Regions from separate parts of the Homo sapiens genome. Here region 2 is linked to region 1. Evidence: read pairs that join two places in POLR2A ChIA-PET (ENCODE). Cell type or tissue: MCF 10A. All regions are shown on one strand. Each heading gives the region's core, and the rest is flanking DNA. Links, peaks and the distances in the headings are about the cores only. Region 1 overlaps RABGAP1L (RAB GTPase activating protein 1 like). Region 2 has its middle 47 kb from the start of TNFSF18.

Region 1 (7,313 bases), core at 2,022-6,021:
CAGGAAAGAGAAGCTATATGTCTTAGGATGTTGAATTCTGTATTAGTCAACTTTAGTTACTCAGAAAAAATATTTGCAGGTACAATATTCGGTCTTGAGGAGATAAGTTTTTTTTTGAAGCATTTAGATTTAATTAATATAGCAGTGTCAGTGAATATGGTTTTGTGTCTGTGTGTGCATTTGTAGGTATTTCTAGTATCATTTAATTATTTCCTCTATTAAAAAGAAAACAGTATTTCTAAGAGAAATGAGAGTGAGTGTGTCAGGTAAACAGTGATAAATCTGGTTGAGATATGGACTGGTTTGTGTAAATTTTTAGGTAACAATATGGCTCTATTAGTCTGGAAACTTAGGATGAAGAGAGAGTACATTTCCATTAAGTGGCTCAGTCCAAGAAGGTAGCCTCCCTAACTTTGAGATAATTATCTAGCCAGCAGGATTCTTCTTCACATAAACCATTTTTAAAGCTTTATTAGTTCATGTTTTTAATTAGTTCATGTTTTTAATCAGTAGGTTTTTTTTTTTAATCCCTTTTGTTTTTCCAGGTGGTTGTGGGAAGAGAAGTTTGCAGAACTGAAATGGAGGTCAGAGCTTCATTACAGAAGGTTAGTGGATCATCTGATTCTGTGGCTACAATGAACAGTGAAGAATTTGTTTTGGTTCCTCAGTATGCAGATGATAATTCTACAAAACATGAAGAAAAACCTCAACTGAAGGTATTTTTTTCTTTTCTACATATGGTATAATTTTTAATTAAAAACTATTTGAAACTTAGGAGATGTGTAAAATGCAAAGGTTTTTCTCAAGTGCTGACTTTCAAAATAAAATCAATGTTTGATTTATCCAGACCCTAATTATTTGGTTTGTGTATTTTAAAAAGTTCTTGCTTTTGGTTGTTTACCTTTTGATTTGGAATTTTAGGGGGAAGAATAAAAGAAGAAAAAGAAGAGAAAGGATTTTTTGGTGAATTAGACATAATGGTTAAATTTTACATTACTTTATCTGGATGTTTTTGTTTCTCTTACTGCTGGGTTTTAGAAGTTAATTAAATGTTTTGCTTTCACTTGAGAGACTTTTTTCTTTATGATTTTTATGTTTTAAATCAGCTGGTAACGTTCCGTTGTGTGATTTAACAGTCGACTTGTCTAAATGTTTTTAAAGCATATCTTATATTTTTAGCATTTGAGTTTTTATTTAGATATGGTCCCTTTTTCACTTCTGTGTTGCACTTTCTAAGTCAAAGAAAAGGAAGCAAGTAAACTCAGTTATATAGGCTTGAAAATGGTATAACTGTCTTCTAGAAACAGGAATAGGAAAAGTAGTTAAAAGTGCTATATATTACTTATGACTTTTATTTAGTATTAACTATGGCATCAAAAGTGTATTAATATATCAGTCTAATAAAATATATTCTGAAAATGAGATTACTAAATGTTTATGTTGAGAATATATTGTTTTATAATTTTATTTAAATAATCAGTGGCTTTATTTTTAGATACCTGTATTTTAGCATTATTGTGTTTAAGACATCACTTATTTGCTTAGGCTTTGTGTTTCACCTGCCTTTGAGAAAACTATGAGTCAACTTAAGTGTAAGGAAATTAGCAATATTCATCTTGGGAGCTAGCCAACAATTTGTAAAGAAATCAGAAATATGGTTATGCTGTGCTAACAAGAAATATAACCTTTTAAATGATATTCATAATAGACCCGATTTAAATTTACCTATTTTTTCCTTTAGACATGTAAATTTAAGGTTATCTGATTTTTAGGGTGTGTTCCTAAAAAAGAAAAAGAAAAAGAAGGGCCAGGCGTGGTGGCTCATAGCCTGTACTCCCAGCACTTTGGGAGGCCAAGGTGGGCAGATTGCTTGAGGTAAGGAGCTCAAGACCAGCCTGGCCAATGTGGGGAAATCCCGTCTCTACAAAAAATACAAAAATTAGCTGGGTGTGGTCGTGCACGCCTGTAGTCCCATCTACTTGAGAGGCTGAGGCATGAGAATCGCTTGAACCCAGGAGGCGAAGTTTGCAATAAGCTGAGATTGCACCGCTGCATTCCAGCCTGGGTGACAGAGTGAGACTCTGTCTTTAAAAAGAAAGGGGAAAAAAAGATAAATACATCTCTGTAAATAGGATCTTATATAAAATGTAGTTGGAAACTGTCTTAAGTGTTTTATAAAGAATCCTTTTGTGAAACTAATAATCTTCCTCTAATTTAGTTTTATAACCAGGATTTTAATGTATTATATATGTGAAACAACTTCTTAGTATTTTAGTAACTATATTTAAATATTTAGATTGTTTTAATTTCTTCTAGAAATGAAATACTTTCATAAAATTTAGCTTCAGAACTATGGTAGAATTGAAACAGAATTGTCTTGCTGTGTCTGTAGATAGTTTCTAATGGTGATGAACAATTGGAAAAAGCCATGGAAGAGATTTTGAGAGATTCCGAGAAAAGGCCAAGCAGTCTTCTTGTTGATTGTCAAAGTTCCAGTGAGATTTCAGACCATTCGTTTGGAGATATTCCAGCCAGCCAAACAAATAAGCCATCTCTTCAGTTAATTTTGGATCCGTCTAACACAGGTACTGTATTGAATTCTTAGAAACTATTAAAGAAATGGGATAAAGTAATAGTGAAAATTTTAAGATGAAAATCAGAAAAAATTGTTAGCTCTTCTCAAGCTTTCAGTTCTTGTTGAGAGTTTCCACTTCGGTGTTATGTTTCTGCCTATATCTCTGCCTATAAAAATCAGGTCTTAATGTTCTTTGGGAACAAAGACTATGTCTGGGTCCTCATTTTACCCCTAGTACTTCATGCATGGTAGGTCCTCAACAGATACTTACTGAACAAATGAGTAAATACTTGGGTGTCACAGAATAGTGTAATGGAGATAGTCTTTCATGTGATGTGCCTTTTTGCTCAGTTTCACTACACTTATTTAAAGTTATATTTAGTAAAAACTCTAAGTAAAACATATCAATTCCAACAGTGTATTAAATAATAAATACATCTATGAATAATTAGGATTTGTACTTTGAATACTAGCTTATAAGTCAAGATGCTTTTGGGTGCAAAAATAAATAAAACCAAAACCAGCTCCAACTTCAGCTGGCTTAAACACCACAGGTATAATTTGATCTAGGCTCTGATGGTGTTTTTTTGGTAACTACTCAGCTCTGATCTTGTCTATGTTACCTTTCTCCTTAGCTGGTTACAAAGTAGCTACCAGCAGAAACTGGTAGGTAAGGGAAGGTGACCTGTTTGTGCCTGGTGGCAAAGAGAAAGTCTTCATTCTTTTACTGATTTTTAAAATTTCTTTGGTGACACGATCTCATTCTGTCATCCAGGCTGAAGTGCAGTGATGCTGTTCAGCCTTCTGAGTAGCTGGGTGTGTACCACCATGCCTAGCTAATTTTTTTTTTTTTTTTGTAGTGATGGGGTTTTGCCATGTTGACCAGGCCGGTCTTGAATTCCTGGCTTCAGGTGATCTGCCCACCTCAGCCTCCCAAAGTGTCGGGTTTACCAGTGCAAGCCATTGCACCCATCCCTGGCCTGTTTTACGGATTAAATAAAAGTTCTGAGTTTTACTCTGATTGGACCAGTGAAACCATTTTCTAGTAGTGAGGGAAATGACATGAACTGATAGCTGTAGGCCTGGGTTACATTCAAACCTGTAAATAAGTCACTCTGACAGAGGGGATGGGATTATCCTAATTGGCTTAGGAAACTCGTGATTCATTTCTGAACCAAATGAACCTTGGTACAGGGTAAGTATAGGTATAGCCAAACTGTTACACAATAGGGCTGTGATGCATTTATGTAGGGAATGTAATCACAGTGCCTTCCATGGCAAGGATGATTAAGCATTAGAAAAATCTTTCAGTGTGGTTTACCACATAAAGTGGTGAAGAGTGAAAAAGTATCAGTAGATAAAGAACAAGCACTGGATAAAATTTAAAATTTTACATGTATATGCACATGTAAAGTTCTTGGAAAACTTAGAAGGAAACTTGCTTAATCAAATATCTATCAAAGTCTTATGTTTTATGCTGAAATTTAAAATGCGTTACCATCAAGATATATTGAAACAGGAGCAGTTAGGGCATGATAGCTATCACCATAGCTCTTTGACGTTGTACTAAAGAATCCAGCCAATGCAAGATGACAGGAAAAAGAAATGAAGTGTGATTAGAAAAAAAGTGAAAAAATTCTCATGATTGGTAAAGTATTTAAGAAAGTGAATGGATAAGCTATTAGATTTAAAGACTTTTTGCCAGGCATGGTGGCTCATGCCTGTAATCCCAGCAATTTGGGAGGGTGAGGCGGGCAGATCACTTGAAGTCAGGAGTTTGAGACCAGCCTGGCCAACATGGCAAAACCCCGTCTCTATTAAAAATACAAAAATGGCTGGGCGGGGTGGCTCAAGCCTGTAATCCCACCACTTTGGGAGGCCAAGATGGGCAGGTCACGAGATCAGGAGTTCCAGACCAGCCTGGCTAATATAGTGAAACCCCGTCTCTACTAAAAATACAAAAATTAACTGGGTGTGGCAGCACATGCCTGTAGTCCCAGCTACTCAGGAGGCTGAGGCGAGAGAATCGCTTGAACCTGGGAGGCAGAGGTTGCAGTGAGCCAAGACTGCACCATTGCACTCCAGCCTGCGTGACAGTGAGACTCTGTCTAAAAAAAAAAAAAAAAAAAAAAAAAAAAATTAGCTGGGCAGGGTGGTGAACACTTGAAATTCCAGCTGCTCAGGAGGCTGAGACAGAAAAGTCACTTGAACCCAGGAGGTGGAGGTTGCAATGAACTGAGATCATGCCACTGCACTCCAACCTGGGCAACAGAGTGAGACTCCATCTCAAAAAAAAAAAAAAAAAAAAGATTTAACGACTTTTAGGAAGGTTAGCACCAACAGTAGAAAATAAAATTGCCATTCATAATACCAACAAAAATAATAGGTAACAAGGAAGAAACAAAAATTTATGTAAAATTTTAATAAAATTATAAAATGTTATTGAAGGAAATGAACACCTGAATGAATGGGGAGAGATGCCATGTTGATTGATAGGAGTCAACCTTGAAAAGATGTAACTTATCTCCAAATTAGTCTGTAACTTGGGTGGGAATTTCAAATTTTCAGTTATTTTTATAAACATTCTGAAATGTATCTGGACAAGTAGAGGTACACAGGTAGCTAAGAAAATTTTTAAAAAGAATATTATGTATTAAGATAGACTACAGAGTTACAGTGATTAAACCAATGTGATATTGGCTTGTTATAGAAGTGAATCACTAGAACAGGGTACCAGAAACAAACCTATGTATATAAAGGATTTCAGTATATGACAGAATTCGCTTCACATACCACTGGGGGAAATGGTAACTATGCAGTAAATAGTGTTGGGACAGTTGCATCTTTGAGTGCAATAAAATAAAATTAGGTTCCTTAGTTGTACATAAAAATTATTTTTAGTGAATCAGATATTTAAAGTGAGAAATAAGCCTGTAAGAAGAAAACAATGGAGCATATTTTTGTGATTGTCAAGGTAGGAAAAGCCAAATCACAAAAGGAAAAGATAGTTGCATATCATTATAGAAAAATTTAAGTCTGGCCTGGGCATGGTGGCTCACACCTGTAATCCCAGCACTTTGGGAGGCCAAGGTGGGTGGATTACTTGAGGTCAGGAGTTCAAGACCAGCCTGGCCAACATGGTGACACCCGGTGTCTACTAAAATACAAAAATTAGCCGGGCATGGTGGTTCATGCCTGTAATCCCAGCTGAGAATCTGGGCAGGAGAATGGCTTGAACCCAGGAGGCGGAGGTTGCAGTGAGCCAAGATTACACCACTGCACTCCAGCCTAGGCAGCAGAGTGAGACTCCATCTCAAAAAAAAATTTTAAATCTGAGTGCAAAAGACCATTTAGGTTATCTATTTCTTCTTGAGTGTACTTTGGTGTTTTCATCTTTCAAGTAATTGGTTAATTTCACCTAAGTATGGGGATAGAGTTGTTTCTCTGTTATAGAGTAATATTCTCTTATTATCCTTTTAATGTCTGCAGGATGTGTATTAATATCCTCTCATTCCTGATATTGACATGTATTACATATACATACATTGAAAAACCTACCAGTCTAATAATTTTGCTTTCAACAGCCATACGTATATTTCCTTGAGCACTTTAAAAATGCTTTTCCAGTGTCTTCTTGTCTCCATTGTTTCTGATAACAAATCTGAAGGGATTTGAATCATTGTTCTCCTATTTGTAATATGTTATTTTTCTTTGCTTTCAGTACTTTTATTTCATTGTTTTCAGCAGTTTGATTATCTGTGTGTGGTTTTCTTTGAGTTTATCTTTTTTTTTTGGATCACTGAGATTCTTGAATCTGTAAATTTATATCTTTAACCAAATTTGGGAGTTTTCACCCATTATTTCTTGGTAATTGTTTTGTTTCTACACTAATCTCTTTCTTTTCTGGGACTCAGTAGACAAAAATGGTAGACATTTCCATACCGTTCTCACAATTCCTTAGGCTCTTTTCATTGTTTTCCCTGTGTTCAAGCTCACTGACTTTTTACTTTGTTAATCTCCATTCTGCTATTGAGATCGTCTGATGAATTTTTAATTTTAGATATTGTATTTTTCTGTTTTTAAATTTACATTGTTTTTTAAAGTTTTTTTGTTTCTCTGTGGATAGTTTTGATATTTTTATTCATTACAGGTGTTTTCACGTTTATTTTATGGATTATTTATGGAGCAACTGGGACATCTTGGGATTGGTCTGTGGATTATTTTTTCACTTGAGAATAGATCACCCTTTTATGTTTGTTGAGTAATTGGCTTGTTCCCAGAGTTTTCGAATCTTATGTTTTGAGACTATTTCTTGTTAAAATCCTCTGAAGAATGTTGACTTTTTTTTTTTTTTTTTTTTTAAAGCAGACATTCCACCTGGTTGTGTCCAAACTGCAAGATCTGTCTTGCTTTCTGGTTCCAAAGTATTTTCAATTCTCAAAACCTTTGCTGTGCTTCTTCAGTCTGTTCCACATGCATACACAGTTTGCTAGTTTACACGCAGAGTTAGGGGATTATCTTCTTCAGCTCTCTCCTCTCTGAGATTTCCCCACACTCTCTGGCTTCCTTGGGCCATTTTCCTTCTACCCCTGTGTTAGAAAGACAGGTTTCTTTCTTAGAGTTTTTGCTGCTTTGTGCTGTTTTGCAGAATCATATGTCTGGAGCACTTTATGACAAAGTGGTGAGAGAAAAGAGAGGGAAAAATAATAGAGTTTTTCTTTTCCATTTTTGGGTTATA
Region 2 (7,313 bases), core at 1,882-5,881, 1.2 Mb before region 1:
TATAAGGTGAGAGATACGGATCAATTTTCATTCTTCTGCATATGAATACTCAATTTTCCCTGCACCATTTACTGAAGAGTCTGTCTTTTCTCCAATGTATGTTCTCCGCATTTTTGTTGAAAATAAGTTCACTATAGGTGTGTGGATTTGTTTCGGGCTTCTTTATACTGTTTCATTGGTCTATACATCTGGTTTTATGCCACTACCATGCAGTTTTGGTAACTATAGCTCTGTAGTATAATTTGAAGTCAGGTAATGTGATTCCTCCAGTTGTATTATTTTTGCTCAGGGTAGCTTTCACTATTATGGATCTTTTTTGATTCCATATAAATTTTAGGATTTTTTTCCATTTTATGAATAATGTCATTGGTATTTTGATAGGGATTGCAATGAATCTTTAGATTGTTTTGGGTAGTATGGACATTTTAACAATATTGATTATTTTCAATCCATGAATATGGAATACTTTTTCATGTTTTGGTGTCCCCTTCATTTCCTTTCATCAATGTTTTATAGTTTTCATTTTAGAGACGTTTTACTTCTTTGGCTAATTCCTAGGTATTTAATTTTATTTGTGACTACTGTAAATGAGATCACTTTTTAAATTTCTCTTTCAGAGTGTTCACTGTTGGCATATAGAAATACTACTGATTTTGGTATTTCACTTTTATATCCTGTAAATTTACTGAATTTATTAGTTCTAATAGTTTTTTGGCTGAGTCGAGGCTTTTCCAAATACAAGATCATATCATCTGTAAACAAAGGTAATTTGACTTATTCCTTTTCAATGTGGATGCCTTTTATTTCTTTCTCTTGTTTCATTGCTCTAGCTAAGACTTCCAGAACTATGTTGAATAACAATGGTGAAAGTTGTCAACCTTTCATGTTCCAGATCTAGAGGAAAGGCTTTCAGTTTTTCCCCATTTAGCATAATACTATCTATGGGTCTATAATATATAGCATTTATTATGTTTAGGTATGTTCCTTCTATCTCATTTTTTGAGGATTTTTATCATGAAGGGATGTTGAATTTTATCAAATGCTTTTTTCAGCATTAATTGAAATGATCATATGGTTTCTGTCCTTCATTCTGTAGATAAAATGTATCATATTGATTGATTTGCATATGTTGAACCATCCTTACATCCCTGGGATAAATTCCACTTGGTAATGATGAATGATCTTTTAATGTATTGTTGAATTCAGTTTGCTAGCATTTTGTTGTGGATTTTTGCATCGATATTTATCAGACATGTTGCCTTGTAGTTTTCTTTTTTTGATGTGTCTGTTTGGCTTTGGTATTAGGGTAATATTGGCCTCCTGGGATTAACTTGGAAGTATTCCCTCTTCCTCTATTTTTTGGAACAGTTTAAGGAGGATTGGTATTAATTCTTCTTTTAAATGTTTGTAAAATTCAGCAGTGAATCCATCAGGTCCTGGGCTTTTCTTTACTGGGAGATGTCTTATTATGGCCTTGATCTTGTTACTTGTTATTGGTCTGTTCAGGTTTTGGATTTCTTCATGATTGAATTTTAGTAGGTTATATGTGTATAGGAGTTTAACCATTTCTTCTAGATTTTCCAAATTTGCTTATAGTAGCCACTAATGATCCTTTGAATTTCTGTGTTTACAGTTGTTATGTCTCCTTTTACGTCTCTGATTTCATTTATTTGTGTCTTCTCTTTTTCTGAGTCTGACTAAAGATTTGCAAATTTTGTTTATCTTTTCAAGAAAACAACTTTTTGTTTTATTAATCTTTTGCATTGTTTTCTTCAATTAAATTCATTTATTTCTGCTCTGATTTTTATCATTTCTTTTCTTCTAGTAATATTTGGTTTGATTTGCTCTTGCTTTTCTAGTTCTTTAAGATACATTATTTGGTTGAAGATGTTCTTTTTTGATGCAGGCACTTATAGCTATGAACTTCCCTCTTAGTACTGCTTTAGCTGTATCCCATAGCTTTTGGTATGTTGTATTTCCATTATCATTTGCTTCAAGAAATCTATTAGGTCCATTTGTTCTATAGTGCAGATTGAATACAATTTTTGTTGTTATTGATTTTCTGTCTGGGAGATCTGTCCGATGCTGAAAGTAGAGTGTTGAAGTCTCCTGCTATTATTGTACTGGGGCCTATCTCTTTAGCTCTAATTTGATTTGGTTTTTATATCTGGATGCTCAAGTGTTGGGTTCAAATACATTTACATTCATTATATCCTCTTACTGAATTGACCCCTTTTTCATCATATAATGACCATCTCTGTCTCTTCTTATAGTTTTTTCTTTAAATCTATTTTGTCTAATATACACATGGCTACTCCTGCTATTCTTTGGTTTCCATTGGCATGGAATATATTTTTCTATCCCTTTACTTTCAGTCTATTTGTATCTTTATAACTGAAGTGTGTTTCTTATAGACAACAGATCATTGGGTCATTTTTAAAATTAATTCAGCCACTCTGTCTTTTGATTAGAGACTTAAATCCACTTAAATTTAATGTTATTATTGAGAATTAAGAACTTACTCCTGCCATTGTGCTATTTGTTTTTTCATTGTTTTGCAGTCTTCTCTTCCTTGTTTTATTCCTTCTTATCTGCTTTTTGGTGAAAGTGATTTTCTTTGGTGGTCTGCTTTAATTTCATGCTCTTTGTTTTTTGTGTAGCTGTTGTAGATTTTTTGATTTGAGGTTACCATGGGGCTTTCAAATAATATTTTATAGCTGATTATTTTAAACTGATGAAAACTTGACACTGATTGCATAAAAAACACACAAAATAACTCTTTAAAAACTGTATGCTTTTCTTTTTTTTTTTTTTTTTTTGAGATAGAGTCTTGCTCTGTCACCCAGGCTGGAGTCCAGCAATGCCATCTCGGCTCACTGCAGCCTCCATGATTCTCCTACCTTAGCCTCTCAAGTAGCTGGGATTACAGGCCTGGGCCACCATGTCCAACTAATTTTTGTATTTTCAGTAGAGACAGGGTTTCGCCATGTTGGCCAGGCTGGTCTCAAACTCCTGACCTCAAGTGATGCACCTGCCTTGGCCTCCCAAAGTGTTGAGATTACAGGTATGAGCCACTGCACTTGGTCCACAACTGTATACTTTGACTTTATTCCCTTGCTATTTAACTTTTAGTTCTCTTTATGTCTTATTGTACTGTCTATGTTTTGAAAAGTTGTCGTAGTTGTTATTTTTTATTGAGTCATCATTTAGTCTTTCTACTTAAGAGAAGTTTACACACCGTGAGTACTGTGTTATACTGTTCTGTATTTTTCTATGTGTTTACTATTATCAGCAAGTTGTATACCTTCAGATGATTTCTTCTTGCTCATTAAAGTCCTTTTCTTGGGCTGGGTGCAGTGGCTCACACCTAAAATCCCAGTACTTTGGGAGGCCAAGGCAGGCATATTGCCTGAGCTCAGGAGTTTTTGATCAGCCTGGGCAACATGATGAAATCCCATCTGTACTTGAGCCTGGGAGGTTGAGGCTGCTGTGAGTCATGATGGTGCCATTGCACTCCCCAGCCTGGTAACAGAGCAAGACGTCATCTGAAAAAAAAAAAAAAAAAAAAAAAAAAGGTCCTTTTATTTCAGAAGGAAGATCTCCCTTTAGCATTTCTTATAAGACAGAGTTGATGAAATCCCTCAGCTTTTGTTTGGCAAGGGTTTTATTTCTTCATGCTTAAAGGATATTTTCACCAGATATACTATTCTAGGGTAAAAGTTTTCTTTTTTTCCTTCAGCACTTCGTGCCACTCCCTCCTGGCCTTCTTTCCACTGAAAAGACTGCTGCCAGACATATTGGAGCGCCGTTCTATGTTGTTTCTTTTCTCTTGCTACTTTTAGTATCCTTTCTTTATCCTTGACCTTTCAGAGTTTGATTATTAAATGTCTTAAGGTAGTCTTCCTTGGGTTAAATCAGCTTGGTGTTCTACAACCTTCTTCTACTTGGATATTAATATACTTCTCTAGGTTTGAGAAGTTCTCTGATATTATCCCTTTAAATAAATTTTCTTACCCCTATGTGTTTCTCTAACTCTTCTTTAAGGCCAATAACTCTTTGATTTGCCATTTTTAAGCTATTTTCAAGATCTTGTAGGCAGGCTTCATCACTTTTTATTATTTTTTTCTTTTGTCCGTGACTATGTATTTTGAAATAGCCTATCTTCAAGCTCACTAATTCCTTCTTCTGCTTAATTTAATTCATTTGGTGAGGTCATGTTTTCCTAGTTGGTGTTAATGCTTGCAGATGTTCTTCAGTGTCTGGGCATTGAGGAGTTAGGTATTTATTATAGTCTTCACAGTCTGGGCTTATTTGTACCTATCGTTCTTGGGAAGGCTTTCTAGGTATTTGAAGGGACTTGAACCCCAAACTCAATAATGCTGTGCTTTTTCCAGACTCGTAGAGGTACCACCTTGGTTGTCTTGGATAAAATCTGGAATAATTATCTGGGTTACCAGGAGAGACCCTTGTTCTTTTCGCTTACTTTCTCCAAAACATATGAAGCCTCTCTCTCTGTGCTGAACCACCTGGAACTGGAGGTGTGATGAGGTAAGCACCCCTGTGGCCACCATCACTGGGACTGCATTGTGTCAGACCTGAAGACAACACAACACTGTCGCAAGGCCCTTCCCTTCAGTTCCCCCTAGTCCTGGGCATGTCCAGAGATGCTATCTAGAAGCCAGGAATTGGAGTCAAAAACCTTAGCAATTTACTTAATATTCTATTCTACTGCAGCTAAGTTGGCACTCATACCACAATACAAAGTCTTTCCTGCTCTTCCTTCCCTGTTCCACAGGCAGAGGAGCCTCTCCCTGTGGCTGCCACCAACACCAGTCCATGGTAGTGGGGGGAAGGTGGGGGAGTTTTCCTAGGCCACCACCAATGTTCTCTTAAAGCCCAAGGGCTCTCCCATCAGCTTATGGTGAGTGCTGCCAGGCCTAGGATTCACCTTTCAGGGCAGTGGGCTCCCTTCTGGCCCAGAGCAGGACCAGAAATGCTGTCCATAAACCTAGTCCTGCACTCAGGGACCCGAAGAGCCTGCTGTTGCTCTATCCTGCTGTGGCTAAACTGGTACCTAGGGCCCCAGAGCACTTCAGCTCACAATGGTGACGCTTGCCGAGAAACTCAATTCCAACCACTGGGATGGGCAATCCTCCTCTGGCTAGGGTTTGTCCAAATGCTCCTCCATGCATGGGTGCTGGCTTAGCCTAGCATGGCTTTATTATCTGCTGTGACAGGGCAATACTGAAGTCAATATAAAGTTCCCAATTTGCTGTGCTCTCCCTCCCCAAAATGCAGAGATTATCCATACCACACAGCTGCTGCTCGGGATGGGGGATGGGTGGCATTGGTGATTGAGGACCATCTCTCCTGCCCTCCTCAATGCCTCTTTCCACAATACAAAGTTAAAACGAGGTACTGTGATTGCTTCCTTGATTTTTGGTTCTTCTGACAGTGCTTTTCTGTGTGCAGATAGTTGTTATAGTCTGGTGTTCCAGCAGGGGGAACAAACAATGTAGGCTTTTATTTCAACATTTTGCTCTCTGCTCCATATGTTAATTTTGTGTCCTGCAACTTCACTGAATTCATTTATTAGTTCTAACAGTTTTTTGGAAGTCTTCAAGGTGTTCTTTTCTGAGATCATTTTGTCTGCAGAGACAATTTAATTTCTTTCTTTCTAATTTTGATGCCCTTCATTTCTTTCTCTTGCTAAACTGCTCTAGCTAGGACTTACATATGAAGTCAATGGACTACACTGACTAGAAGAGGTGAGAGTAGAGATCATTATCTTCTTCCTGATCTTAAAGGAAAAGCTTTCAACTTTTTACCAGTGACTGTAATGTTAGCTGTGAGTTTTTCATATATGGTTTTCATTGTGTTGTGGTACACTCCTTCTATACCTAATTTGTTAAGGGTTATTATTATTGAAAGATGTTGAATTTTGACAAATACTTTTTCTTCATCTATTGAAATGATCATATGTCTTTTGGCCTTCATAATGTTAATGTGGTATATAGCATTTATTGATTTCCATAAGTTGAAGTGTCCTTGCATCTCTGAGATAAATCCAACTTGATCATAGTATATGATTTTCTTAATGTGTTGTTGAATTAGGTTTGCTAATATTTTGTTGAGGATTTTTTACATCTATGTTCATCAGAAATACTGGTCTGTAATTTTCATTTCTTGTAGTGTAATTGCCTAGATTTCATATCAAGGTAATTCTGGCTTCATAAAATTAGTTTCAAAGTATTCCCTCCTCTTTGATTATCTTGGAAGAGTTTGAGGAGAATTTGTATTACCATTCTAAATGTTTGGTAGAATTCAGCAGTGAAACTTTCTGGTCCTGGGCTTTTCTATGATGGGAGTCTTTTTATTAATATTTCAATTTCCTCACTTGTGATTGTTCTGTTTAAATTTCCTATTTCTTTATTGTTCAGTCTTGGTAAATTCTATGTTTCTAGGAATTTATTTGTTTCCTCTAGGTTGTCCAGTATGTTGGTGTATGATTGTTTGTAGTAGTCTCTTTGATTTTTTGTGCTTCTGTGGTATCAGTTATAATGTCTCCTGATTTTATTTATGTCTTTCTGATTTTATGTCTTCTGATTTTATTTATGTCTTCTCTATTTTTTCTTAGTCTAAAGGTTTGTTGATTTTGTTAGTCTTTTCAAAAAACTTAGTTTCACTGATCTTTTGCATTGTTTTACTAGTCTCTGTTTTATTTATTTTTGTTCTGATGTTTATTGTTTCCTTTCTACTAGATTTGGGCTCAGATTTTTTTTTTTTTCTAATTCCTTGAGGTACAATGTTTGGCTGTTTATTTGAGATCTGTCTTCTTTTTTGATGTAGGCATTTATTGCTATAAACTTAACTCTTAAAACTGTTTTTGCTACATCTCATAAGTTTTGATATGTTGTGTTTCCATTTTCATTTGTTTCTAGATATCTTTTAATTGCCCTTTTAATTTCTTCTTGATCCATTGGTTGTTCATATTATTTAATTTCCATATATTTGTGAATGTTTCAAAATTCCTCTGTCATTGACTTCTAGTTTCATACCATGGTGGTTAAAAATATACTTGCTGTGATTTCAATGTCCTAAAAGTTATTACAACTTTTTTGCAGTTTAACATTATTATCCTGGAGAATATTGCATATGCATTTAAGAAGAATGTGTATTTTACTACTCTAAATGGAATGTTCTGTATGTGTTTGTTAGGCCCATTTGGTCTAGAGTGTAGAAGCCCAATGTTTCCTTATTGATTTTCTGCCTGGATGATCTATCTATTGTTGAAAGTAGGATATTGAAGTCCC

The links. Peaks named below come from ENCODE experiments on the same cell type or tissue, not always from the same donor. Only the 100,000 strongest peaks of a DNase experiment are listed, where the experiment ranks them.
Region 2: POLR2A ChIA-PET joins it to region 1 with 6 read pairs; 1 of 35 experiments calls an interaction of 5 or more read pairs at or near these places.

What each region holds. Positions count from the first base shown.
Region 1 is chr1:174,218,580-174,225,892 of GRCh38, forward strand. RABGAP1L (RAB GTPase activating protein 1 like) reads left to right here. Exons shown (of 26, transcript NM_001366446.1): 2 at 546-716; 3 at 2,393-2,585. The coding sequence starts at 579. Among named protein-coding and RNA genes, the nearest start is that of RABGAP1L, 63 kb to the left of the region's middle. RefSeq lists a silencer at 1,906-2,025. In MCF 10A, for the core only: no CTCF peak of the experiment used is centred there; a DNase peak (open chromatin) is centred at 3,792.
Region 2 is chr1:172,999,888-173,007,200 of GRCh38, forward strand. No RefSeq gene overlaps it. Among named protein-coding and RNA genes, the nearest start is that of TNFSF18, 47 kb to the right of the region's middle. In MCF 10A, for the core only: a CTCF peak has its summit at 5,594; a DNase peak (open chromatin) is centred at 3,474.